Linked DNA regions of Homo sapiens: regions 1, 2 and 3 are each linked to region 4. Evidence: chromatin contacts called from ENCODE Hi-C or POLR2A ChIA-PET data. All regions are on one chromosome and are shown on one strand. The core of a region is the stretch at or near the end of the contact, and the rest is flanking DNA. Distances in the headings are between cores, read along the strand shown. Region 1 has its middle 440 kb from the start of LINC01108. Region 2 overlaps GFOD1 (Gfo/Idh/MocA-like oxidoreductase domain containing 1). Region 3 overlaps TBC1D7-LOC100130357 (TBC1D7-LOC100130357 readthrough). Region 4 has its middle 23 kb from the start of CD83.

Region 1 (6,274 bases), core at 91-2,590, 630 kb before region 4:
AAGAACACCTGAAGAAAAATCAAGATTCATACTCTGGGCTGTAATTACCATTCTGTAGGTTTCCGGAAGCTCATATAGTCACATTACATTTTGTTCATGTCGTTAGAAATCATTTGCAGTTCAACACTTAGATTCCCTCCTGTGTTTGATTTGCAAGGTCTTGGAAGTTAACTTGAACTCAAGGATTTGTCTACCTAAGAGAGGCAAATAGAAAAACCCCTAAAGCCACCTGACCTGATTCTTCTTTGTTAAGACCAGCTCAGAATAGAGTGAAATAAGCAAGCTGCAGAAAGACAATGCTACGTTGAGTTCCACTTCCTCTTGATAAATTCAGAACAGCCAGTCCATCTTAAGGGTGGATGTTTTTAGCAGCAGGGAGTGGTAGTTGGATGGAGGCAAGCGGATGGAAAGGAGGAGAGAGGAGAAGAGAGACAAACTCAGGTGCCCCAGAAAAGTCCACTTTCTCCGTCCCCATTCAGGCCACCTTCATCTTCCCCCACCCTCTGCTGGCCTTTCTGGGGGCTCAGGTTTTGAGCTGACTGAGCCCTCAGCGGGAGACCACAACGCATTTTCAGATGAAAGGACAACCCTGAAGGTACCTATTACATGTCTGTGAGCAGAGAAACAAAGGCCCGGCTGCTGACACCCTCCCACTAACTTGAGTTTTAATGGTAGGTTTGATTTCCTCACGCTTAGCTGAAAGAAAGGGAAAAAACTAAGCGGAAAGAACGAGGGTGTGGGTATCTGTGGTGGTGGGGAAACGACAGCTGTTGTATTCATGGTTAATCAGGTGTGTCTGGCTTTGTGTCGCATCTGTCTGCTACTGTTGCCAGGCCACATGTGAAAGGGAACCGAGGGGAAGGGGCCATTCATGTTCAAAGCCAGTAGCACTGACCTCTGCCTCGTTCTCTTCAGGGTAGGAAAGCTTGTCTATTTAACTTTCCCTATTATAGGAAGCTGTAATTCTACTCTATTAGCCCACCCTAACCATTTTGGCCTGACAAATGCAAGCTGCATCCAGAATGCCATAAATCTGCATGGGAAGGAGTCCTCCTCCCTCCTTCCCATTTTTTTCCTTTGGGGTTCGGTTCGATTTGTCAAACAAGAGAAAACCAGCAAGAGAGAGAAAAATGAGAACTCAGGGCATCTTGGTTCACCTTCCATCTTAAATGGGCCTAGGGACCGAGATGGGGGCTGGGAGGCACCCCAAGGTCAAGCCTGGAGCACTGGTTCCCCCTCCAGATCTGTTTATCTCACGAGTCCCACATGCGTGTGGTGATTGCGTCAGACCTTAGTCATCTCCCTGGCACCAAATCCTCCTCCTGGATCCTTGATCCCCCTCCTCCTTCTCTGCCCACATACAGAGGGACCATGATGGAGGAGGGGAGGCTTCTGGCTTCTCCTGGAGCCAGGCCTGTGTTCTAGATATTGCTGGCCCAGGCCTGCCAGGCACGACTCTCCTCTCTGGCATATGGAGAAACAGCTGAAATGGAAACAACCCCCAATGCACCACATTGCACTAAAGCTTAGCGTCAGAGTTCAAAGGACTACTCCAATTGGAGATCAAACTGATCCCTCCCACTGTGGCCTTTTTTGAGGGGGTCCATCACAACCCTTCGGGGGTGCTTTTCTCCAGCACTTCCGCTTCAGGGCCAGCCCTTGTGTTTCTTGGAGTAAATGATTGCTGTCAGCATTTCCAACACCATGGAGTTCTGGCTCCAACTTTGGCTTCCTGGAGAATGGGCCATCATAGACTTATTACAGGGTTCAGAAGAGCTTGCCATCTGCAATCTATTTTAGTTGTCACTGCCTCTTAAAATAGGCACTAACTTTTATCCCATCACATTAATTCCTCTCATGTTGAGGCTAGAGTCGAGCTTTTGGGGTGTGTGTATGCACGTAACTATCTTTTTAAAATCAGAAGGGTTATTTTCCTAAGACATGGGTTATCAGCAGCACAGCTGAGTTTCCTCTTTCTACTGGCCTGTGCTGATGAAGTTGGTTGCGTTATTGACCTGCAGCTTTGGGGTCAGAATGCTTTTGGTTCCCTGATGTAGAAGGACATTGCAAAACTATCCCAGTGCCCTGTGCACTGTCTTTCTCTCTCTGATACTCCCCAGATCTCCAAATTTTAATGGTGTCAATAGACATAACTCATGCTCCTGCTAGAAGCCTAGCACCCTGCTAGGCTCTGTGAGGACTTTGAGAATTTGTCATCTTGTGAGACGCCATGAATAATGCAAGAAATAGCAAAACAGGTCTGAAAATGAAGTCTAACTAAAAAGTGTACAAATCCTAAGTGTACAGCTCTATGAATTATTACTAAGTGAATATGCTCACGTAACCATCACCTAGATTAAGAAACAGAACATTACCGCCACTGGAAACTTCTTAAAGTTCTACCTAGGTGGACACCTTGTTATATCTAAAACAATTCTACAACGTGATTGGGAGTGAGATTTAGTTCTTAATTATGTGGCTATGGAAATGTAGATTTTGAAAGGTTCCCATTGGCTGGAAGAGATTTGCCCATGGGAAGATTTTGAGTATGCCCTGGGCTGGCCTGCTGAAGTTGAACTTTAGAGAACCCGGGCGGGCTGGCTGTGCAATGCTCTTGGCTCCAGAGAAGGACATGCAAGATTCTGGCATCCTTTTTAAAAAAATTGTGGTAAAATATACATAACATAAAATTAATCATTGTAATCATTTTTAAGTGTGCAGCTCAGCAGTGTTAAGTACAGATTGTTGCGCAATGATCACCACCATCCATCCCCAGAGCTCTTTCATCTTGAAAAACGGAAACTCAATACCCATTAAACAGCAACTCCCTATTTCCCTCCACCCCCATACCCGGTAACTACCATTCTACTTTCTGTCTTTCTGAATTTGACTACTGTAGGTACCTCACAGAAGTAGAATCATGCCATATTTGTCTTTTTGAGACCGTTTTATTTCACTGAGCGTAATGTCCTCAAGGTTCATCCATGTCATGGCATGTGTCAGAATTCCCTTCCTTTTTAAGGCTGAATAATATTCCACTGTACATGTGTACCACATTTAGTTTACTCATTCATCCATCCAGGGACTCTTGGGTCACTGCCACCTTTTGGCTCCTGCAAATAATGCTGCTTTGAACATGGGTGTACAAATTACCCTTATGCACCTTTCCATTCTTTTGGGTGTATACCTAAAAGTGGGATTGCTGGATCATATGGTAATTGTATCTTTAGTTTTGGAGGAATTACTATATCATTTGCTGTAGCAGCTCACTATTCTGGAATCCTTTTCACCTGGACCATTTCCTCCTGACCAGCCTCCTGGATGGCATTAGAGGGAGCCTGACACGTGGATTGAGGTGGTGGCAATAGTGAGGATGGTGGTCTGTACTCTGTATGTGCCCGTTGTTGGGAATCTAGAGCAAATGGGGCAGGATGGAGTGTGACACCACAATCCATGGTGGAAACTTGAGAGTTCACTGAATAGAGGGGGAGGAATTTATTTATTTACTTATTTTTATTTTTGAGACAGGGTCTTGCTCTGTCACTTAGGCTGGCATGCAGTGGTGCAACATAGCTCACTGCAGCCTTGAACTCCTGGGCTCAAGAGATGTTTCCACCTCAGTCTCCTGAGCAACTGAGACGACAGGCCCACATCACCACACCTAGCTATTTAAAAAAATTATTTTTATTTTGTAGAGATGGGGTCTCATTATGTTGCCCAAGCTGCTCTTGGTCTCAAACTCTTGAGCTCAAGTGATGCTCCCACCTTCAGCCTCCCAAAGTGCTAGATTTACAGACGTGAGCCACTGTGCCCAGTCTGTGGGAATAGTTCATTTTGCACAAAGATAAATGCTTTTCCCCCTAATTTGTGGGAGACTGAGGTTAAAGGAGTCCTTAATAACCAGGTATTCAGAGGCCTTCTGCCTGTTCAGTGTATCACCTCCAGATTTTTGGGGGGCCTTTAGGCGTAAGTGTTGAGATATTTATAGAACAGATTATGAGCTTTTAAATAGATTACCTAAAAAAAAAGAAGAAGAGAGAGAGTGAGGGAAATGGTAGCCAGTAAACCAACTGAGGAAGGCACACACCTTTTGCCTGATAGGGATGTCGAGGAGAGGGATGCCACTTGAATACGAAGGTCGTTCTTGGGCTCACGGGTGCAGTCGTTTGGGTTTAGTGCTGGCTGCTGATGCCAGAAGCACTCAGTATTGAACATTCAGGGGCTTCTTCAAACAATTTTAAGTATTTCTGTTTTCTAAATCTTGATGCTTTATTGCTAGGGATAAGCTCACATTAATATCCACTGGAAGGAAGAACTATGAGGATCACCAGGGTGAGGACCTTTAGAACTGAAGAAGGACACATTATTATTGCTAAAAGAATATCTGCTTCTTCCCAGTTCCTTCCCTTTGGCCTTCTCCCATTTCATTATAGGAAAAAAAAGCTCCATGAAATTACATATTGTTTTCTTAAATTTAAAAGATACGTATGGCTGCCACCTAAAGTCTGTCAAGGAAAAAAAATGTCCTACCCCAAATGGTAACCATTATTTAACAGTTGTTTTATTTTCTTCCAAAACGCTCTGTATATATTCACTGTGCTTTTGAGGCAGCACAGTTTAGTTCTAATTACTTACAACCCAAACACCACCAATTATAAAAATATACAGATACTACCCGTATGCAACTCTTTACCATTATAAACTACTTTCACATATAATTGAACCTTATCAAAATTGAAATTAGTAGTAGTCTTTTTTTTTTTTTTTTTGAGAGGGAGTCTGGCACTGTTGCCCAGGCTGGAGTGCAGTGGTGTGATCTTGGCTCTTGGCTCACTTCAACCTCTGCCTTCCGGGTTCAAGCGATTCTCCTGCCTCAGCCTCCTGAGTAGCTGGGATTACAGGCATGCGCCACCATGTCTGGCTAATTTTTGTATTTTTAGTAGAGACTGAGTTTTGTCATGTTGGCCAGGCTGGTCTCAAACTCCCAACCTCAGATGATCTACCTGCCTTGGCCTCTGAAGTGCTGGGACTACAGGTGTAAGCCACCAAGCTTGGCTGAAATTGGTATTATTCTTATTTAATAGAAAGGAGAGGCAGGGGAGATTAAGACACTTGTTCAAATTTACACCACATGTTAGAAAATGGAGTTGGGACAAGAATCCAAGTCATTGAAGTAAACTGTAGGTCCACAAGCCTTTCTCCTCCACCATAGAATCTGGAGTGAACATTGGAGGCCAAAGTGCCTTACAGAAATACTTAAAGGAGCTACCAAGTCACTGGCTTCATAAAGCTGACTAATCTTCATGTGTCCATGGTGTCAGTTTATGAAACCCTTTATCTTATACGAGGAGGCACACTGGACTCACTAAGAATTGCAATGAGAATTGAGTTTATTGGAATAGGTATAACCTCAATAGAATCATAGAGAAGACAACTGAGAACCTGGAAAACATTTTTAGTATTCATGAGTGTGTTGGCACCAGCTTATTTATAAAGTTGTTTTGACAACGTGTGTGCCTTAAACTTCTATTTATAAGAAGTAAAATGGAATCATCTTCTTACCCTGCTGAGTTGCAAATTCTGTTTTAGGGCAAATTTTTAATCTGCCTCTTTAATATAGAGCAATAGATATATTTTTTTTCCTGCTGAGTTTATTTTTTCAAGTACATAAGTTAATTAAGAACCATTTACCTGAAGATATGTTTTCTTCCTTATGAAGTACATAATGAGAACATGGCCACAGATGTTAGGTAGTGACAGAAATGCCTGTCTGGAAGGTGAATTCTTTAAATTTTTTTTATCTCACAATAGCTGTATAGAGAATTGTTGATGGTTCATGTTTTATTTCCCTTTGTTATAAAATTTTCATAGTTTGCAAAAATAAAAGTTATGGGCTATGTGTCCTTTATTTGATACTCCCTGTGAGAAAGGGTAAGATAGAAGATTCAGTAATGGCCAGTGTTGGTGGAAGAGACTGCTGCTTGTAACCAGTAGAGAGGAACGGGGGGTGGGGAAGTTTACTTCAGCACTGTATTGATTAGAATTAGATTCTTCTTTATAGGAGACAGAAATATCTTATATAAGTGGCATAAAAATATGAAAGTAAATGTGTCTTTTACATAAAAGAAATTCAGAGTTGCAGTCTATGGCTGGTATGGTTCCTCCATGAGGTTTTCAGATACTCAGTTTCCTTCTAGTTCATTAATCTGTCATTCTTAGGTTATAGCTTTTGTCTTTATTGTCTTCATGATTCAAGATGGCTGCTAGAGCTCCA
Region 2 (6,110 bases), core at 1,887-4,386, 740 kb after region 4:
TCTCCTTCCCCTTCCAGGTCTCTACTGTCCCCTGCAGCCACCACAAGGGCTAAGCTGTTGAATGAGCCCCTTGGTTTTTCCTTATAAACGCAATGACTTACTTGTGATTCTTGGTCTAATCCCAGGCTAAGAAACAAAACAAAAGCTTGTGATCTGACCCATTCCTTTGCTGCCTTCCTTCTCTTTCAGGCACCTGGACGTATTTAGTATTCTGCCCTGTGCCTTGCCCAGGGGAGGGAGAAGTTTCTAGCAAATGTGACTTTCTGTCTGCTGCCTGGTGCTTTTATAGTACTTCATCTGCTTTTTATTGTTGTTGTTGTGTTTTTTAACCAAAATGGCATTTGTTTGGCTGTCATTGTCGAGTATATATTTATTGTGTTTTACAAACATGAGTATATATGTATGTATATGTATAAAACCAAACTTATATATATAAGAAGTCAAGGCATGTATACTAGATATTTTAAAGAGTTATTTATCAAGGGAAAAAGATGTGTGTTATAAAGTAAACAGAGTCTATATTTTCTATATAATGTAGATAGTCAAACATAGCTTATAAATTATAGGAGGTTTTGGTTTTCTTTTTTATTATTAAAGGAAAAAAAGAAGAAAAAAAAAGACAATGAATGCAACTGTTCTTAGTGTTTTTAAGGCCAAACTACTGTGGAAGCTGGGAGGCGGCCCTCCCTGCGGGCCTCCAGCAGCCCTGTGCCTGCCGCTAGGAGCTCCAGAGCTGATGCCCGTTGTGATCTCTGCGATGCTCGATGCTCGGAGCCAGCGGTCAGCATCACTCAGCCAGCTGGCCTGTGCCGCTCTGACGTGGCTTCCAGCTGTTCTCCGCAATTTGCATTGGTGGGATAAAGGAATGAAAAGGATAAATAAAGATTTAAAAGAAAATACAATTCCAGCTCTTTGCCTGTTTTTTACACCCTGCTGCTCTCAATATAGGCGCCTGATCAGTTTGTGGGATCTGAAGCATGAATGGGTGCATCCAAGGTAGAGGGGTGTGGGTGCCTGTGGTGTTTGTGTGTGTGCTGGGGGAGGCTGTTCATGAGTCAGCATCCATGAAGCTGAACAATGGAAATCAACAGACCTACAATTTTGATTGAAAACCAACGCGTGTGGGAACTGGAGGCACTTCAAAGCCATCTGGTTCAAACCCTCATTTTGGAAATGTGAAAATGAAAGGCAAGTAACCTACCTATGGCCTCTGGGTATGTGTTTGTGTGTCCAAAGCTAGTGTGGACAACCAAAGCTAGTGTAGACAACAAGAGGATGAGAACATAGCTCTTAGATTGGGGGAGCAAATTTTAGAATTCTCTAGAATTCTCTAGTATTTTAACACTGTAACCTAATACTTCACACCAAGCACTGAAAAACAATTTTTTTTTTTTTTTGATACAGGATCTTACTCTGTCACCCAGGCTGGAGAGCAGTGGCATGATCACAGCTCACTGCACCCTCTACCTCCTGTGGCTCAAGCGATCCTACCACTTTAGGCTCTTGGGTTGCTGGGATTACAGGCACATGCCACCACGCCCAGCTAATTTTTTTTTTTCTGTATTTTGTAGAGATGGGGTTTCATCATGTTGCCCAGGCTGGTCTCGAACTCCTGGACTCAAGCGATCTGCGTGCCTCAGCCTCCCAAAGTGCTGGGATTACAGGCATGAGCCACTGTGCCCAGCACTGACCATTTAAAAGAGCGTCTTTGCTTACTTCCTTCTTAGCAGTGTTTAAGGGCAACCATCGCAGATTGAGCTCAGCCTAATTTCAAATTTGCATGACATAGAGTGTTTTATGGAGGGGCTGGCCTTTCCTTTCTATCTTTTGCTGAGTCTTAGAGAATGCTCATGAATGTTCCTTCTGGTCTATGGTTTCCCCTTCACTTAAAAATAAGAATTAATACTGCAAAATCTGAAATCTCATTCACTCCTTCATGAGCAGGTCCTGATATAAATACATCCAGAATTCAGTCCATCTATTATGATAACATTGTAGCAACCCCCTGTATCCACATAGATTATTGTCTTGAACATATGACATTCTCATACCACATGATTCTGCAGTAAATCTAACAGCAGTTCTAAATAAGGCCAAAAAGGAGAGTGCTTTGTCAAAACTAAAAGCACCATCCACCCAAATGTGAAGTGTCATCACGATGGCATCCATTCCCCTAAGTTTCTTTCAGCAATGTGACTTGAGAACCAACCCTCAATGAAAACTCGAATCTCCTAACCAGTTATATAAATTTTAAATCTAGGAGCTAGTTCTTCTTTCATGGATTTTGGATTCTCTTTGTGATGTTGGTTTGTCTCAATTTAGTCCCATTTCTTGCTTTGTAAACCTGCGATTATATGCCTCCTAGTAAACCACATGATATGATCAGCGCTGCTTTCATAGTCTCTGAACTGTTGCTTAAAAAGAACAGATATAATTGCATGGTAAGTCATTCAGGTTGCTCTTTACTGGTGAAATGAAGAGAAACCTGGGTGTCCTCTGATGTCTGTCTATACACCCCACCTCCCTGATTCACAGAACCATTTTCCGGTTTCACTTCTTGCTTCTTTTATCTTGTGCATTTTTAGCACCTGTTGTGACAAGCCTGGGTGACTCGATCTAAAAAATGAAATGACTTACAATTACTGTAAGAATGAATTACAGATACATGATGTATGCACAACTCTGTATAGAAATGAAAACAAAAATAACTTCACCTCACTCTAATTCATAGGCTACCATGTTATTGACCCTTATTTACCTAACTTTTGCTTAAGCAGGAAAGATCCCTCTGCCTAGATATCCCCTGGGCTTGGCGCCCTCACTCCTCCACCCCAGCCCTTATGCATTTGGCAGTAGTAATGGCCCCTGCAGGGAATGTTGTCCAAGAAGTCTAGATGATAGAGATGAAGAAGGCACATCACTTCACAGAGTTTATGCCAAGTCACCGCCAGAAGCGCAGTGTTACAATTTACTTAAGCCAAGACTGCTACAAAAAACTGATGCAAATGGAAGCTATTCAAAATCCTTTGCCTTGTGCATTCAAGTTGAGGCTCCCTTTTGAATCCTATCTCTGAGTCTACATCTGCTGGGTAAATTCCTGAACGATGACTTGAGCTGTGACAGCTTTTGTAGCATTGCTGTGGTCCAACCACAACTCTGTAAGATAAACTACCTAAGCTGGTTGTTGGACTTCCTCTAAAATGTCATTCTAATTATAGAAACACCTTTCTTTCCTGATTTTATACAGATTCTAATCACCTTAACTGCTTCTCTTCAGCCATGAATGAAAGCGAAAGATTAAGTCACTTTTAGAAGCCTTCTTGGGCAATTATAGATTAATTCATTTCTCGCTCATTGAAGGGACTCAATCCTAGAACAACAGTCTGGAATACATGTGTATGTATGCCCCTTTGTCTCTGACCTGCTCATCATTGGCCATCAATGCCCTGGGAAGGAGGGACCCTAGGAAGGCCTGAGGGGCTGCACCTGATGTGCAGGTCATGTGCACAGACCCCACAGGTTCAGGCTCAGTGTTGAAATTCCCTATGTCATTAACTCCCTTGTAGGAAGGATGAAAGGGTCTAGATCAGATTTAAGTCAGACATAGGCTATTTGAGGCGCCTGTGGGAATGGCAAATCACTCCAGACTCCTCAGAAGCAAAGGCCAAGCAGGCCTGAGAGCTAGTGAAACTCCAGGGAGAGGAGCAAGACCAGGATCTGCGCTTTCTCAGCTTCCCAAAGCTGTCTGTCTCGGAACTAACAAATGAGGCTGACTCTTCAGAGTTCTAGGCCAAGGGATCCGGACTTGACACTCAAGTTTCTGCCATGAAGCAAAAGACAGAGCTAGCCTGGAAAGAGCAGCTCTGTATCACTCCGGCTGTGAAGTGCTAAAACTCGACATCTCCCTGAGGAAACAGGAGAGAAGAAAGGATGGAGAGAAAAAAAGAGAGGAAGGAGCTGGCATTAATGGACCAGCAAGGGAAGGAGAAGGGAGCAGGAAAAGCGGTAGTTCACGTAGGGTAAATTAGATGAAGGGGAACAAACAGCGAAAGGTCAGAGGGCTCTGCACTTAAAATAAGGAAGCTTGTGAAGATAAGTAAATGTTGCCTGAGATATCTGAAGTAGGGTTCCTCTTTGGCTGACAAGCCTTAATCTGCACTCTGGAAACAGCTTGTATGAGGAGGAGGACGGCAGACAAGGAGGAATGAGGGAGGAATTCTTACAGGAACCATCTGGCTGAGTCACTTTTAGGGCTGTTCAAAGCTACCCAACTGTTGACATTTCCTGGAAATTCTTTAATGCCAACAATTGTGTTAAATGAGCAACATCCTTAAGACCCCGAGTGCACCTTGGATCCCCTCGTCCTTTCTTGTTGCGTTTGCGATTTGCAAATCCCCTGAACCTGAAGTCTTCAAGGATTCAGCATCTGCCATTTCACCATGTGTTAGTCCCCTCCCTGGGCCCCTTCAAACACACTCTCCACTCAGAAATCTACCATTTAGCCTTTATTTATTTATTTATTTATTTATTTTTGACGCACGCACAAGGCTTCTCACTCCTCCTCAGCTTTCAAAGAATCCACCCACTAGGCTGTCACTTCAATCTGCTGTCTCCTCCTGCAGCACAGAATTTCTGAAGAAAGTCCCCAGGTGAACCAGCCTGGCCAGCAGAAATGGATGCTCACCCACTCCATCTAGCCCCTGGCCTCTGCTCTCCTGGACTCCCTGGCTCAGTCCTCAGATCAGTTCCGGAACTTCTCTCCTTAGGTTTCCTGTAACATCCGGGTTTCTCCCTTACTTGCTTAAAACAACCTCTTGCTTTCATTCATCCATTCATTCACTCTGAGGCCATCTGAGGAAAGCTTCCTTACCTGCTTTCCTGATGACCTAATATATGCTGTACCCACCTACTTCCTCTTCCTTGAATGGGGAAACCAAGTCACAGGGAAAGATACATCTCTCCCTTCTAATGCTGGATCTCATTCCTTACAAGCCTGCTCTCATTCTCCACCTCCAATCTCTCTGTGTCCATTCTTCTCTTCTTTTCATCCGTCAGTTATGCCAGTGGCTCCCAGCCTGGAGTATGAATCTGGGGGCAGGGGTGTCTCTGAACTTAGGTGGGGAAAAAAATGCATCTTTATTTTCACTAACTCTAAGTGAAATTCAGTATTTTCTTTGATTATGACAACAAATCACAATTGTGTAAGCAATATCTGTGTCTTTATCACCAATAGAAATCACATCTATTTTCATCTTTTTTTTTTTTTTGAGATGAGGGTCTTGCTCTGTAGGAGTGCAGTGGTGCAAACACAGCTCACTGCAGCCTCAAACTCCTGCTCTCAAGCAACTCTGCTGCTTCAGCCTCTTAAGTAGCTGGGACTACCAATGTGGACCCATGCCTAGCTAATGTTTTTAAAAATGTTTTGTAGAGACGAGGTCTTACCATCTTGCCTAGGCTTCACATCTATTTTCAGATCTCATTATTGGTTTTGCGATATCTTGAAGTGGCATTTATAGTCATTACTTCTCTGAGATTATGGAAACCAGTAGACCACAACCAGCTTTTGTTATTTAATACTTCAATGAAAGGCTTATACATTGTTTTATTGATAATTTTTTTAAATTTGGAGAACGATACATCAATATAATTTATTATTTTGTAATTATATGCATACTGTTTTGCACACTTAAAAACTTTATTGGAGACCAAGACAGGAGGATCCCTTGAGGCCAAGAGATTGAGATCAGCCTGGACAACATAGCCAGATCCCATCTCTATAAAAAACATTTAAAAATTAGCCAAACATGGTGGTGTGTGCCTATAGTCCCAGCTACTCAGAAGGTGGAGGTGGGAGGATTGCTCAAGCCCAGGAGTTTGAGGTTACAGCAAACTATGATCGTGCCACTGCACTCCAGCCTAGGTGAAAAAGCAAGACCCTGTCTCAAAAATAATAGTAATAAAAATAATTTCTTTTAAAAAAACCTTATTGGGCAGGGAGGGGGGCCATTATTCCCAAAATTGGTCATTAGCTTCACCAGATTGCCAAAGATACATTTCTTAGTCTGTTTTGTGTTACTGTAACTGAATACCTGAGGCTGGGTAATTTATAA
Region 3 (6,322 bases), core at 101-2,600, 790 kb after region 4:
CACTGAAATTTCACAAAGACTGATTTGCTTGCCCACAGATTCCCCAGGACAGCTCAGACGCGATCGTGAGCAAGGCCATTGACTTGTGGCACAAACACTGTGGGACCCCGGTCCATTCAAGCTGAACGCACCCGCTGGTTGTGGACCGTCTGCCAGGCACCACAGTGAGCATTGTGTTCTTGGCATGTGATCTGGGAAACTGATTGAATAATACACTTTTCTTGCTTTGGTGCTCAAAGTGGTTTTTTTCCCCCAATAAAATTATTTAATTGAAATGCCTGGTGTTGCTGTGTTGGCGAGCAGCATCTTGCAGTTACATAGAAATGTAAAGTTCATCTCTGAATAGCATTTCAAAAGGGTTGTTAGAAAATAGCTCCCTGATTTTAAAGCGGTTTAGTCAGGGTGAGTGGGTGTGTTAACCAGCAGTGCATAACTAAGCCTGCCCTGCCTGTCTCTAATTAGCACCAAGCTAGTTACTTTCAAGGTCTGTTTCTAGAATAAGAGTGACTTCCTTTTGTTGACACCTCAGATTTGGCTTTTGTTGATGCAATACGTGTTTAAATCCAAGCCAACTGCCTTCTGAGGCTTCATCTTGCTAAACAGGCTTTAAACAATTCCTTACTCTTTTTTCTCTTTGGGCCAGTTGGAATGAAACCATTATTGAACAAAATGTGTTTGAATTGCTCCTAGGAGCAAGTACTTGTTGGATATTTTGCTGCACTCACATTTTTCTTGATGGGGTGTTAAATGTGGGATGTTAGGGTGCACTGTGCCACGCACTAAAGCAGTGAGAGAAATGGCCGGTGAAGGTGAACAGCTCATCACCCCTGGGCCACCTTGTGCCACGTAAATGGCATGGCCACTCTTCACTGGATAGTTCCCGGCTTTGGGAGTAGTGAGTGAAAGGGGACCCTTTGTTTCACACCGGTTTAGCCTTCAGACCTGCAAGAGCCTGAGTGGTGAGTTGGATTTTCCACCCACCCCCTAAAAGACGAGGGCAGCTATGAACTTATAGAGGTACAATTCTGAGAATTCAGGCCCTCCTTAGTGTGTGAAATATCTGTTGAAAAAAAGTTCAGAGAAAGTGTGAGCTGTTGAAATCTGCTGCTTCTGAATACTAACATATCCAAGAGTATTTAATTTTTTAAAATAAAAATGCACTCCAAAGAAAAACCTTTTAAAGCAAAATTGCTGCCTAGAGTTAAAATTTTAATAAAAAATGACTTATTGCCAACCATTTATGCCGGAGCCAGGCAGGAGCGCTGGTACTCTTAGGGAGCAGGAAGGCTTAGGGGCTGAAGTTCCTCTGACTTCGCTGCTTTGGCTGGAGGCCAGCTGATCTGAAACGAAAGACTCTTACTGTACTGCTGAGAGATCTAAAAATAAATATTCTGCAAGTATATTCTGTCAAACCCAGTTTGGTAAAACCTTTCTGGCTGTAGGGTGTGGGGCGGCGATTTTTTCTTGAAGTTAGTCAATCTGAGAGTTTTTATTAAAACACTGATTGGCGGAATGATTTTTTTAAGGCCCATCCTGAGAAAGTGGTGGATGGAGAGGATGAGCATCCAGTTTCGCTTCATAGCAGAATTTCACTTTGCTGAGAGCTGAGTGTTTTGAAAATGTTTGTGCCTGCTGTCTTGGGTGAGGAGCGCAGTTCCTGATAAAAATACATCCATATGCCTTTTCTTCAAAACATTTTGTCAGGATACTGCAGAATTTTTCCTTCATATATTACAACCCACGGTTCCTGTCACAGACTATTGCGGCTAAAATGTGAGATTCTTCCTCGCCCTTGGAAAGCTGGAATTTAACATGATCAAATTTAGTTTCTGCTCTTTCCCGTCTAGAGATTTGCCTTAAACACAGATGAGAGAAGATCTCAGTCCTCTTGGCCAGGAGAAAGGAAGGCCGAGGAAGGTTGGAGAGTGTGTGTGTGTTGGGGGTGTGGCTTTGGCCTGCTGACAAATCGAATGGATGGATTGCGTCGAGGTATAATTGTGTAGAGGATTGTGTGTACACAGGCTTGTGTGTCAAGGCTGTTTCAGGAAATGAGGTCAGGGTTCATGAGAATGAAGCACTTTCTTTGTTAATGGAAAGTTCGCCTGAAAATTATGAGGCAACACTGAAATCATATGATGCGCTGAAGGAGCTCCGAGGACCTTCTTGCACTGTAGCTCTGGGTATGACAGGCACTTGCCCTGTCTTGAATTGCATAAGTTTCCTGTCATGTGGTTATCACGTCCCTATGGTGACTCAAGGTTTTGGTGTTTTCTGTCTGAAAATGAAGAACCTGGAGGGAAGCCAGTGGGGATGAGGAGGGTAAGCAAAGAGCTTAGATGCCCAGGACCAGATCCTAAAATGAGTCACTGGCTCACATGGCCCAAGTGACAGCGCCTGCTCGAGCTCTGTGACCGTAAGCAGCAGAGTGACATCCCAAGTTCTCCAGCCAAGGCAGCCTTTGGGGAGCCTGGTGAGGGGTGTGGGGTGTGGACAGTGAATCTGCCCGGGTCACATAAGGTCAGCAGCCTTTGTCTTTAGCTGGGTGTTTTGGGTCTAGAAGGGCCAGAAGGTGCTTTCCTCTGCCCTTGACAGAGAGGGAAAGGAGTGTGGGAATTTGGGGAGCAGGAGTTGGTGGCATCTCCTCTGTTGGTGAAAACAAAGAGCCGTTTCTCCTTGAGACTGTGTGCCAAATGAAACTGTCCGTGGCTCTTGGCACAAGCCGTGGCTCCTAGATCAGCTGATGTTCCTCCAGAGCTGGCACCAGTTTGAGTAGGAGGGAGGGGTGATGGATGGCGGTGTGGAGAACAGAGGGTGGTAGTGATTTCTGGGGGACCACGGTGGGGGTGCTGGCCTTTCATGGCTTTCCCGACCAGTCGCCCTTTCCACTTTGGTCCCTCTGTCAGCCTTGCCTTGGGGAGGTTAAAAAGTGAGTGGACAGTTTCTAGATGAGGTGATAACTCCCCATAAGGGGAGCCCCCTCCCAGGGGCTGATTTTACTCCAGGACAATGACAAAGGGAGTTGGAGAATGTCATCAGAGAAGGACACACAAGAATCCTAGAAGCTCATCCTAAGCACAACTCCAAATTGAATGTCATAGCAAGCGCTTAAGGTTCACATCTCCAACTCATACCTAATACTGAGGTTTTCCTTTGCAGTTTACCAGGAACTTACATGGCAGGCACTCGGGACTGCCAGAGCTCACGCTAAGCACTGGCTTTATCACAGAGTCACTTCCTGGTCTTCTCCATCATCCTTTCCTAGAGTCTTAATAAGTAGCAAGCTGGTGCTTGCTGGACATTTTAGCATCTCTCTTTTCCCTGCTTCTGCCTGCCCTCTGGACATAATACTAAGAAGATTTGAGAGGGGGGCAGCAAAGAGGAGAAGCTTTGGAAGATTCACTCCTAAACATCAGGTGGCTGCACGCTATACCGCAGTGGGCCTGCATTCCCACCTCCCGTTTCTCCCTCCTCTGACCGATATGTTTGGTTCATTTGTCTTTTTATTTGTTTTCATTCAATCACAAAATATATGTGAATACAGTCTTAATTATGGGCCAGGTACTGAGCTTAATTGCTGAACAAGACATGGTATCTGCCCTCTCGGAGTGTACAAGCATGCAGGGAAGACATATTTAACAGATAGATGTTTTGTTCCAGACATCTTTAGTAGAAACTCTCAACTCCTGTGCTGCCACACCAGGGAGAAGGTGGACTGAGTCTGTCCAGAAGCTCCAGAGGAAGGGTAGAATTGCTGTGAGATGTGTGATTCTGTGTCCCCTTCACTTAGTAATGGAAGAGGTGACAGGAAGAGCCTTGGACCGGGCAGGGGGCATGAGCATCTGCCCCACTCACTAGTTTTGCAAACCAAGCCAATCACTCAGTCTGTGTCTTGGTTTCCCCATCATCAAACAGTGATTCTGTGACATCCCTCCCTCCCCAGCGTGCTTGTGAGCATCACATGAGTTGGCTGTGAAAGCACTTTTAGAAGCATGGAACTCTGGATATTTAATATTTTCAAGAGCATCATTTGCAAGAGTGTGGCTAGGCACTGTCTCTGTTTGAATCTACCGTATGCTTGGAGGCCTAACTCAGCTCTGCCTTCTCTGAAAATTTGTTAACTGCCAAGCTCAAAGTGCATTTTCCTAACTCTGAGCTTCTGTAACATTTCAGGGACCACTCATTTAGCAATAATTGTTTGGAAGTCTCTTGTTCGGTTGTCTTGAACTTTTATTAAGTGTTCCATGTGGTTTCCCTCTAAGATGCAAGATTCTTGAAGCCAGGGGCTGCCTTTAGCACACCCGAGGCACTGGCAGATTCAGTGTCTGGCGAGGGCCCTCTGTGTGGTTCATAGATGGTGCCTTCCTGCTGTGTCCTGGTGGAAGGAATGAACTCTGCTCTTTCAGCCCGTTACAAGCGTCCTAATCCCATGCATGAGGAACCACCCCAAGACCTCACCACCTTCCAAAGGCCCCACCTCCAAATACCATCACCCTGGGGGCTAGGATTTCAGCACACACATTTTAGGGGAAGACAAACATTGAGACTAATACATTGGTTTAGAATGATCTGTTTACGTCCCAGATTTATGTGACCTCTTTGAGGTTAGTGGTAATGACTTATTCTTTTTTTCGTTCCCCCAGTGTCAAGCACATCTCCTAGCCCACGTGGGCTCTTCATGAATATTTGTTGAATATGGGAAGGCCTGGTTCAGCATTAAGACGCCTCCATTGACAAGTAATAGAGTTGTTCTGAAGCACGCTTGCTTAAAGGAGATTTTATTATAGGATGCAGGGGTGAGGCTGAGAACCTAAAGAGGGAGGGCTTGGAGTCTGGGATGGGACTAAAGAGACCCTGGACCCTCTCGTCCTCTTATCTATGATCCACACAGTGTGTGGGCTCTGTCTAGAGTCTGTGTCTCTGCAGTCTGGATCACTCTGGTAGAAGATGCCCCACCCTAAGACGCTAAATGTATACATTACAGGTCCAGCCTCTGGAGACAGAGTTTCGTGACGCAATTCCTAAATCCATGGGAAAGAGGCTGTGGTCTGGCCTGGGCTTGGGGCTGCCTGTGGGCCAATCATGTAGAGCCTAGTGGGTGGAGGCATCCCACAGCAGACGCAGGGCCACCAGGAGCCTCCCTTGTGTCTACTGCAGTGCAGGGAGTGGTGAGCAAGGGGCCTGGTGGACAGGTCCACTGTGAACTGGGAAGAGACTCTCAAAGACTCTCCGCTCCACTTAGATCTGTTGACCAGATAAATGCCCTGCAGAAGGGCCAGGGGGTAACAAGAAGCCTTCCACCTCGACTAAGTCTCAGTGACTTTTCCTGCACCACTTCTTTCTGGTTTCTGCCAGCCAGGCAGGTGGGCAGCCAGCCCTTTCCGACGAGGGTGGGCAGAGGGGTAATATCACACCAGCAGCCTTGGTGAACTGACTCACATGGCCAGGTGCTCCCTTTGCGAACTTTCATACCAAGTCGAATTCAGTCCGAAAGTCTACAGAAAGTCGACTTTGCCCAGCTCCTTCCCCTCCACCTGGGTCAACTGGGGGGCTTCGCTGGCAGCAGCTGTGTTTATTTGTCTCTGATTGCTCAGGAGGGTGTATAGTTTCCCTGCAGGGTGTCCAACATCTGGGTGTCCAGACCAAGTTGGGCTGTGGCCAGGCTGGGTGGCAGTTGAGTGAACCTAAATAAAGCCAGTTAGGGGAGGCAGCTGCTAAGGCTGACTGATTTTCCGATCATACGGAAGGCACGTCCGGACCCGAGGGACGTCAGAGCTGGAGGGGAGCTTGCAGATCACTCCATACACAGATAAGAAAAGTGAGGTTCCAGGTGGTCTAGTGAGTTATTTATACAAGGTCCCAGTAGCTGAGCAAGCTCTGGAACCCAGTCATCCCCGCTGCCTGTCCAGAGTGTATTTCACCAAGCTGCTCCCTCATTCGGAAACACTGACCCATCTTTCTCTGAGCCTTAAAATCTCTCCATCTGGGCAAAACATTCGAGAGAGGCAGCATCTGCTTGGACCTATTGCTGGCTGGCTGGCTGGGTAACTCAGCACCATGTCCTTATTTGTACCCCAGGGGAGGGGATGAGAGTACGAGCTCCCACTTCACAGAGTGGTTAGAAGGATGAGCTACAGAAACAGACGTGAAATCCTTAGACCAGTGTCTGGCACAGAAGTTGGTAAATGTTAGGTATTATAGTTCTACAAGTGTTTTAATGTGCATTCTCCTCAGAGAGTGGCGCTGTGATGCAGAGTCTCACCAAAGACTAAGAGTCCCAGAGCACACTGCTTCCTGAGAAGAGGTTTTTAGGAGAGTGGAGGCC
Region 4 (5,882 bases), core at 2,272-4,771:
TTTCTTTCTTTCGACAGAGTTTCACTTTTATTGCCCAGACTGGAGTGCAGTGGTAGATCTTGGCTCACTGCAACCTCTGCCTCCCAGGTTCAAGCAATTCTCCTGCCTCAGCCTCCCGAGTAGCCGGGATTACAGGCACTGGCCACCACACCCAGCTAATTTTTGTACTTTTAGTAGAGATGAGGTTTCACCATGTTGGCCAGGCTAGTCTCGAACTCCTGACCTCAGGTGATCTGCCTGCCTCGGCCTCCCAAAGTGCTGGGATTACAGGCATGAGCCACTGGGCCCAGCCTGAGCATGCTTTTCTATATTGTTTTGACTTTTGAAAGCATGTTCACATTCTACCTGGCAAACAATAAAATTAAATCAGTAATGAAGCTTAACACCCAGTACCTATTTGCCATTCTTTGGGCAACCATGCCCTGCTTTTTTGGGGGGAAAGCACGCATCCCACATCCTTTTCCCATGTGTGTTTCATGGGCCCCACCCATATGTGGGGTGGGCATGTGACAGTCCTGTCCATTCGGAGTACCACATTTCTCTGGCCATGGGGCCTGGCCTAGGGGTGGGCGCTTAACACAACTGAGTCAGTGATTTTTCATAGCCTTTAGCTGCCACTGTTAGAGGCCATCTTCCTCTTTTTCCTTGCACTAGCATCTGGGAGGTAGTAGACCTGGAGTAACCAGCAGCCCTCTTGGCATCATGTGGAGCCTTGAAATGAAGCCGAAATGGAAGGAAGAGAGCAATGCTAAGAGGGGAACAGACCAGTTCCTGAAATATTGTTCAAGCCCCTGGATCAAGCCCCTGCCCTTTTTAATGAATTGCATGAACTAATTATTTCAAGTTCTTGCCTATGCCTGCTTGAGTTAGGTTTTCTGTAACATGCATTCAAACCATCTCAATGGATACATTAGTTCAAATCTCTCTATTATTGGTGTGGAATCTGAGTCTCAGTAGAGTGAAAGCACAAGCCCAAAAATCATGCTGGAAGATAATAGCAAGGGCGGCGCTAAGACTCAGAACCTCTGGCTCCAAGTTCAGATTACACAGTCAGTGTGGCAGACGGCCTTCACCTAGGGGACAACTTATGTTCCAGGTGGAAGAGAAAGAGACAGAAAGCAAGCTAAGCCCCCTCGTATGGCCTAATATGTCCCAGACCTCCAGACTCAGGGTTTATGAGAGTTGAACGAAGTTTCTGTTATTACAGGTATCAGCCATCAAGATGTGCACAGAGAAAACTCAGCAACTGGGAAATCAGCTGCATGGTAGCAAGATACACAGACTTGGAGTCAGAAGATGTGGGCCCAGACCCTGATATCCACCCACTCTTGTGGGTGGGCGCCTTCTGAATGTGAAGGGAGGCTAATAATAGTGCTCCTGGGAGTCCAAAGACTGATGCTTTGGAGAGGCCTCTGTAAGCCAGCATCCTCCTCCAGCAGTGCTCAGGCCTGGAAACAATCCACAGGCTGTTTAAATGGCCATCACAGAGGTTTTTTTCAAGGCAGAATTCTGCCTTCTCTTGACAACAAACAAGCAAGACTTGAGAACACCTGGGGAGAACTGTGACCTACATGCCTTTTTGTCCAGGCAGGAGAGGCTGACGCGCCCTCAGTTCTCCTTCACCCACCCCTACCCAGTGCAGCTAGAAACCTGGGGGTGTGTTCCAATGGCCATTTAGGGTCCGACACTGCCATGGGCCTCACACAAGAGAACTCTTGCTCTGCAGCCAGCTGTCTTCCAAAGCAGGGAAGCAAAGGATTCACCCAGAGGGCCATGCGAACTTCCCGCCCTGGCTTCCAAGCTGGTCACCCGCCTCACTCAGCACATGACCGCCTGGTCCAGGGGAGGCCTCTGAATTCACAGGCATAACTGTAAATGCAAATTCCCATGTAAAGCTCATGGATGAAAGGAAGGAAATGAGAATTAGGACTCAAGTTCTGTTGGGTGAAATGTAAAACCTGGGTATCTACTCTGATAAGATTAAAGTGAGTAATTGGCAGGTGGACCAGTGGTGAGCTTCAGGGATCAAGAACACAGGGAAGCAAGTTTAGAGGCCAAAAAGGCAGCCACTGGGTGCTAAGCAGGGGAGAACTAGTGATGTTGACTGCCTATGGCCGGGTGAGGGCCGAGGACGAGCCTCCCAATGCTGGGCACAGGTACAGCTGCTGACGTTGACCACTAGGTACAGGAAACCAGGCAGACCTTTACAAAGGCTGGGCAACATCCTGGTGAGCTCCCATGTGGAACCCACAAGAAGCCACGTTTAGTCTCACAACATTTATGGGGAAATTCCCCTGAATTGACGTTTAAGCTTTAATAGAGGAAATCAACATTCTCAGTAAATCTGGTAAAAGGTCTATGGAAACTTTGTTAAATTTCAGCCAGAGACACCCCCAATGGCTGGTCCAGCCAGTGCTGTCCATTATGCAGCTCATTCCATACAAAGTCCTTGTTCTCAAACTTGGCTAAGGCCTCCTATGAGAGAACACCTTCTACACCAGAAGGTATAATTAGATGCCCTATGGTAGCTTTTAGCCCATGTTTTGAAAATCAGCGAGGTGCCTGAGCTGAGGTGGCTGGCGGATGTGCATTGAGGAGATAGGCTGACATGGGGTGTGTTCATTAAGTTATTCAACAAGCATTCATTTACTGGGTATATAGAGTTTCCAAGCCATCATGCTTAACACCGTGGAGCCCAGAGCAATGGATAAAATGGAGCAAGTCCATTTTGCTCCCCATGGAGCATGTCAGAGGCCAGTTGGGGCCAAGTGTGTGTCTGGGAGCAGGAGGGCAATGGCAATCGGGATGCCTGTGAGATTTCCTGCTGTACTTCCTTGGTGGGGCCAGACCAGAGAATGTTGCCTATTGAAAAACATTTCTTTGTAAGGGCTTTGTAAGCAGACATCTCCAGCTGGGAGCAACTGAGGAATTTTTTAATCAGAGCCTTGATCTGCTCTTGCGGCACTGCCTGAGGCTAGCAGTGTCCCTATAACACCAAACTGAATTCTAAAAAGAAAAAAAATCAACTGATTGCTTCCAAATACTGGGATGCTTATGGGGGCATGTGTGTGTGTGTGTGCGTGCGTGTGTGTGTGTGTGCCACCATGCCCGGCAAACTTTTTTTGTATTTTCAGTAGAGACAGGGTTTTGTCACGTGGACCAGGCTGGTCTCAAACTCCTGACCTCAGGTGATCCGCCTGCCTCGGCCTCCCAAAGTGCTGGGATTACAGGCGTGAGCCACCGGACTCAGCCAGGGCTCTGTTGTTATCCCCACATCATGCCCTTCAAGTATGCCATGCTGCCGGATGTCAGGAACCAGGCTCCAAGGGGTGGTGTCTTGGCATGACTTAGACAACCAGAGACAACAACCCCAAAACAGACCTCTGGCCTTTCTCTCCTCCTCCATCTGCCTCCTGCCAGAGAAACCAAAAGAAGAACTTACTTATAAAGGCAGTCATGGGTCTTTTCACTTGTGGCACTGTGATGCCTGGCCACTGTGGGGTTTTGGAAAGGGAAGTAGCACTGACATCATAGAAACCTAGAACTGAAAAAGACCTGAAATGTTCATCTTGTCCAGGCACCTCAGTGAGACAAGACACAGCTCCCTCTCCTTGCAGCTCTCCCTGAAGATGCAGAAATAGTACTCTACCTCCTTCAGTTCTTGCTGCCAGGGCTTTATCTCCCAAAGAGGGAAGATTTTTCTCGCAACTTGAGTTCTCATTTAACTCCAGTCTACTGTCTTTTTTTTTTCAGCCAGGAGGGTCCACTAGTCAGCATTAGGCCCCTCACAAACTTGCAAACTCAAAGATAGTGGTGGAAGTGACTATTAGTCTTTTCATTTCAGGCCAGCTAAACACAATTATCTCCACCTACATTCTTCACTTGGTTCCTGTACTGTGCAGGTTTTGTTGTTGTTGTTTTTTTAATCTATACTGTTTGCAATTTTTCCACTATTTTTTTCAAAAATGTGACTGGGGTACATTGAATTTTTGTTTCCCATTCTTCACTCTCTCTCTGTTACAGAATTCTACACCCGTGACCTTTGCCATGTGACTTTGCAGTGGCTCTCACTAGAATGAGTGCAGTGTTTTTCCTCACCCCATGGAAGCTTGGCTCAGCCACAGGCTTTGCCTTGAATAACAGACGCTAGTGGAAATGATGTAAAAGAGGCTTTAAATGTGCTTGCATGATTTGACTTGGCCTGTTGTATTTCCGCCATCACCGTAAGAAGACTATGCCCCAGGTGGTGCCAGTTCCAGAACAAAATATATAAAGCAGGCCCAAAGTAGACCTGGAGCCTGGAGCCATGCCCAGTGGAGCCCAGCCAAGATCAGCTGAGTCCCTGCCAATCCACAGACCTGTGAATAAAAAAATGAATGTTTGTGGCGTCAGCCAGTGAGACTTGGGGCATTATTTGTTATACATTATTGCGGTAGTTGATGACTAATAAAATTGCCAAAATAAGGTCTGATTTAGACTAGAGATGAATTATTACCCTATCCTTGCATCACACACTCCTCAAACCACCTCTTTTGTGACACCTTCCTTGGTTCCTTTAGCTTCTCTACAACTTGTCCACCCTAAATCCTTCTTTTTGGTGTCCTATATTTGGGCCCCTGATCATAGTCAATAAAACGTTTTCTAGAAGTCAGTCTGACATATTACTCAATACTTGCATGTTTGAAACCTTATCAACAAGACTATAAAGTCATTGAGAACAGGGACCATGCGAGTACAGGATGGATAATAAAATACTCTTATTAGGAACATTCTGTACCGTGATCTCTCATCTTTGGCAGAATAAGGCTTCCAGATGTTAGCTGGAAACACATCACCATTGCATTCATGGAATTAGCATAAGGCTATGCACACAGTAGACATAAGACGCATTCGAATATTTATGGAGTGTCCATTGGAGAAGCAAAAGTAACTGAGTTGTCAATCAAATAAATATTTCTGATCTATTAATACTCAATGTCATATGCCTTATCTTTTTTGATAAAGATAATATTCAAATTCTCAATTCCATAGATATTGAATATAAGCATTTCTCTTTCCCAGCCAAAATACATCAATAGAAATAAGTGAGAGATAGTGAAGCCACCTATTTAAAAGGCCTGTGAATCGCTTCTCAGCCTTTGGCGAAGATTAAGTTTAAAAGGACTATGAAGCAAAACCTTGTGTAAAGCTAATGTTTACTTCCTATTTTACAGTGCTCTGTTTCATTTTTATTAATAAAATACACTTTTGTGTATGACAGCTGATCATATTTGATTTTCATATTCTCTATTTAAGACCAGAGAATATTCTTCAGAACCACATTTTTTTTCCCACAGTTTAGTTTCAAATGTAGTATAGTTCCTCTTTTTATAAAACAAGTCAGGAAGGTTTGTTTTATATTAAAGCATTCAATGAAAGGGTGTTTTTTTTTTTTTAAATACAAATCTACTTTTCATATACTGGAACTTTCCAGATGACTGGTCAGATTACTACAATCGCATGTTATATTGATCTGGAGTTCAAAAAAACACCAAAAGAACAATGGGATAAGCCTGCTTTCCTTCCAAGTATGGGCATAGCTATCAAAGCACCACAACTGATTTTGCAATATTCCAGAAATTATACGTCAAAGTGAATCTTGTTCCTTCAAATCAGCCACCTTATTCATTTATTCCAAAGAATTGCCAGTGGTCAAAACTGTGCTGAAAATCTTTTTATGATTTCCTTCAAAGCCATTTAAAAAAATATATTATTAAAGGCAGCAACTCTTTGTCCTTTGGGAATGAATACGATTTTGGAAACAGAAAAAGTCATTTGGGAACAAATTTAGTGAAAAGAGCAATCAAACTGGGTGATATAAGGAAGAAATTCAGATTTGTCCA

What was found. A loop is a pair of places that touch in the nucleus more often than their neighbours do. ChIA-PET counts read pairs that join two places held with the same protein, here RNA polymerase II (POLR2A). Pooled maps may share reads with other maps.
Region 1: a map with no recorded cell type shows a loop between it and region 4 (3-fold over the local background). The contact joins two enhancer-like sites. A Hi-C loop is called at or near these places in 2 of 37 single-sample maps with no recorded cell type and 3 of 50 pooled maps. POLR2A ChIA-PET finds 5 or more read pairs at or near these places in 1 of 52 experiments (T-cell).
Region 2: a loop to region 4 is called in a pooled map, with 6 times the contacts of the local background. The contact joins two enhancer-like sites. A Hi-C loop is called at or near these places in 2 of 37 single-sample maps with no recorded cell type and 4 of 50 pooled maps.
Region 3: a map with no recorded cell type shows a loop between it and region 4 (17-fold over the local background). The contact joins two enhancer-like sites. A Hi-C loop is called at or near these places in 8 of 37 single-sample maps with no recorded cell type and 5 of 50 pooled maps. POLR2A ChIA-PET finds 5 or more read pairs at or near these places in 1 of 52 experiments (activated B cell).

The regions. Positions count from the first base shown.
Region 1 is chr6:14,723,783-14,730,056 of GRCh38, reverse strand. No RefSeq gene overlaps it. Among named protein-coding and RNA genes, the nearest start is that of LINC01108, 440 kb to the right of the region's middle. Within about 2 kb of position 1,340, at least 12 of the 41 ENCODE cell types and tissues checked have a DNase peak (open chromatin) inside an H3K27ac peak, as active enhancers do.
Region 2 is chr6:13,352,622-13,358,731 of GRCh38, reverse strand. It overlaps GFOD1 (Gfo/Idh/MocA-like oxidoreductase domain containing 1), which reads left to right. Exons shown (of 2, transcript NM_018988.4): 2 at 1-902. It overlaps LOC105374936 (a long non-coding RNA gene), which reads right to left. Exons shown (of 3, transcript XR_926496.3): 3 at 4,992-5,111. Among named protein-coding and RNA genes, the nearest start is that of TBC1D7-LOC100130357, 27 kb to the right of the region's middle. RefSeq lists a silencer at 3,027-3,116. Within about 2 kb of position 3,136, at least 12 of the 41 ENCODE cell types and tissues checked have a DNase peak (open chromatin) inside an H3K27ac peak, as active enhancers do.
Region 3 is chr6:13,298,904-13,305,225 of GRCh38, reverse strand. It overlaps TBC1D7-LOC100130357 (TBC1D7-LOC100130357 readthrough), which reads left to right. Exons shown (of 9, transcript NM_001318809.2): 8 at 39-164. The coding sequence ends at 125. TBC1D7 (TBC1 domain family member 7) reads left to right here. Exons shown (of 8, transcript NM_016495.6): 8 at 39-275. The coding sequence ends at 125. Among named protein-coding and RNA genes, the nearest start is that of TBC1D7, 26 kb to the left of the region's middle. RefSeq lists an enhancer at 2,076-2,125. Within about 2 kb of position 1,350, at least 33 of the 41 ENCODE cell types and tissues checked have a DNase peak (open chromatin) inside an H3K27ac peak, as active enhancers do.
Region 4 is chr6:14,091,935-14,097,816 of GRCh38, reverse strand. No RefSeq gene overlaps it. Among named protein-coding and RNA genes, the nearest start is that of CD83, 23 kb to the left of the region's middle. RefSeq lists enhancers at 2,330-2,459, 3,353-3,482 and a cis regulatory region at 1,981-2,481. Within about 2 kb of position 3,521, at least 8 of the 41 ENCODE cell types and tissues checked have a DNase peak (open chromatin) inside an H3K27ac peak, as active enhancers do.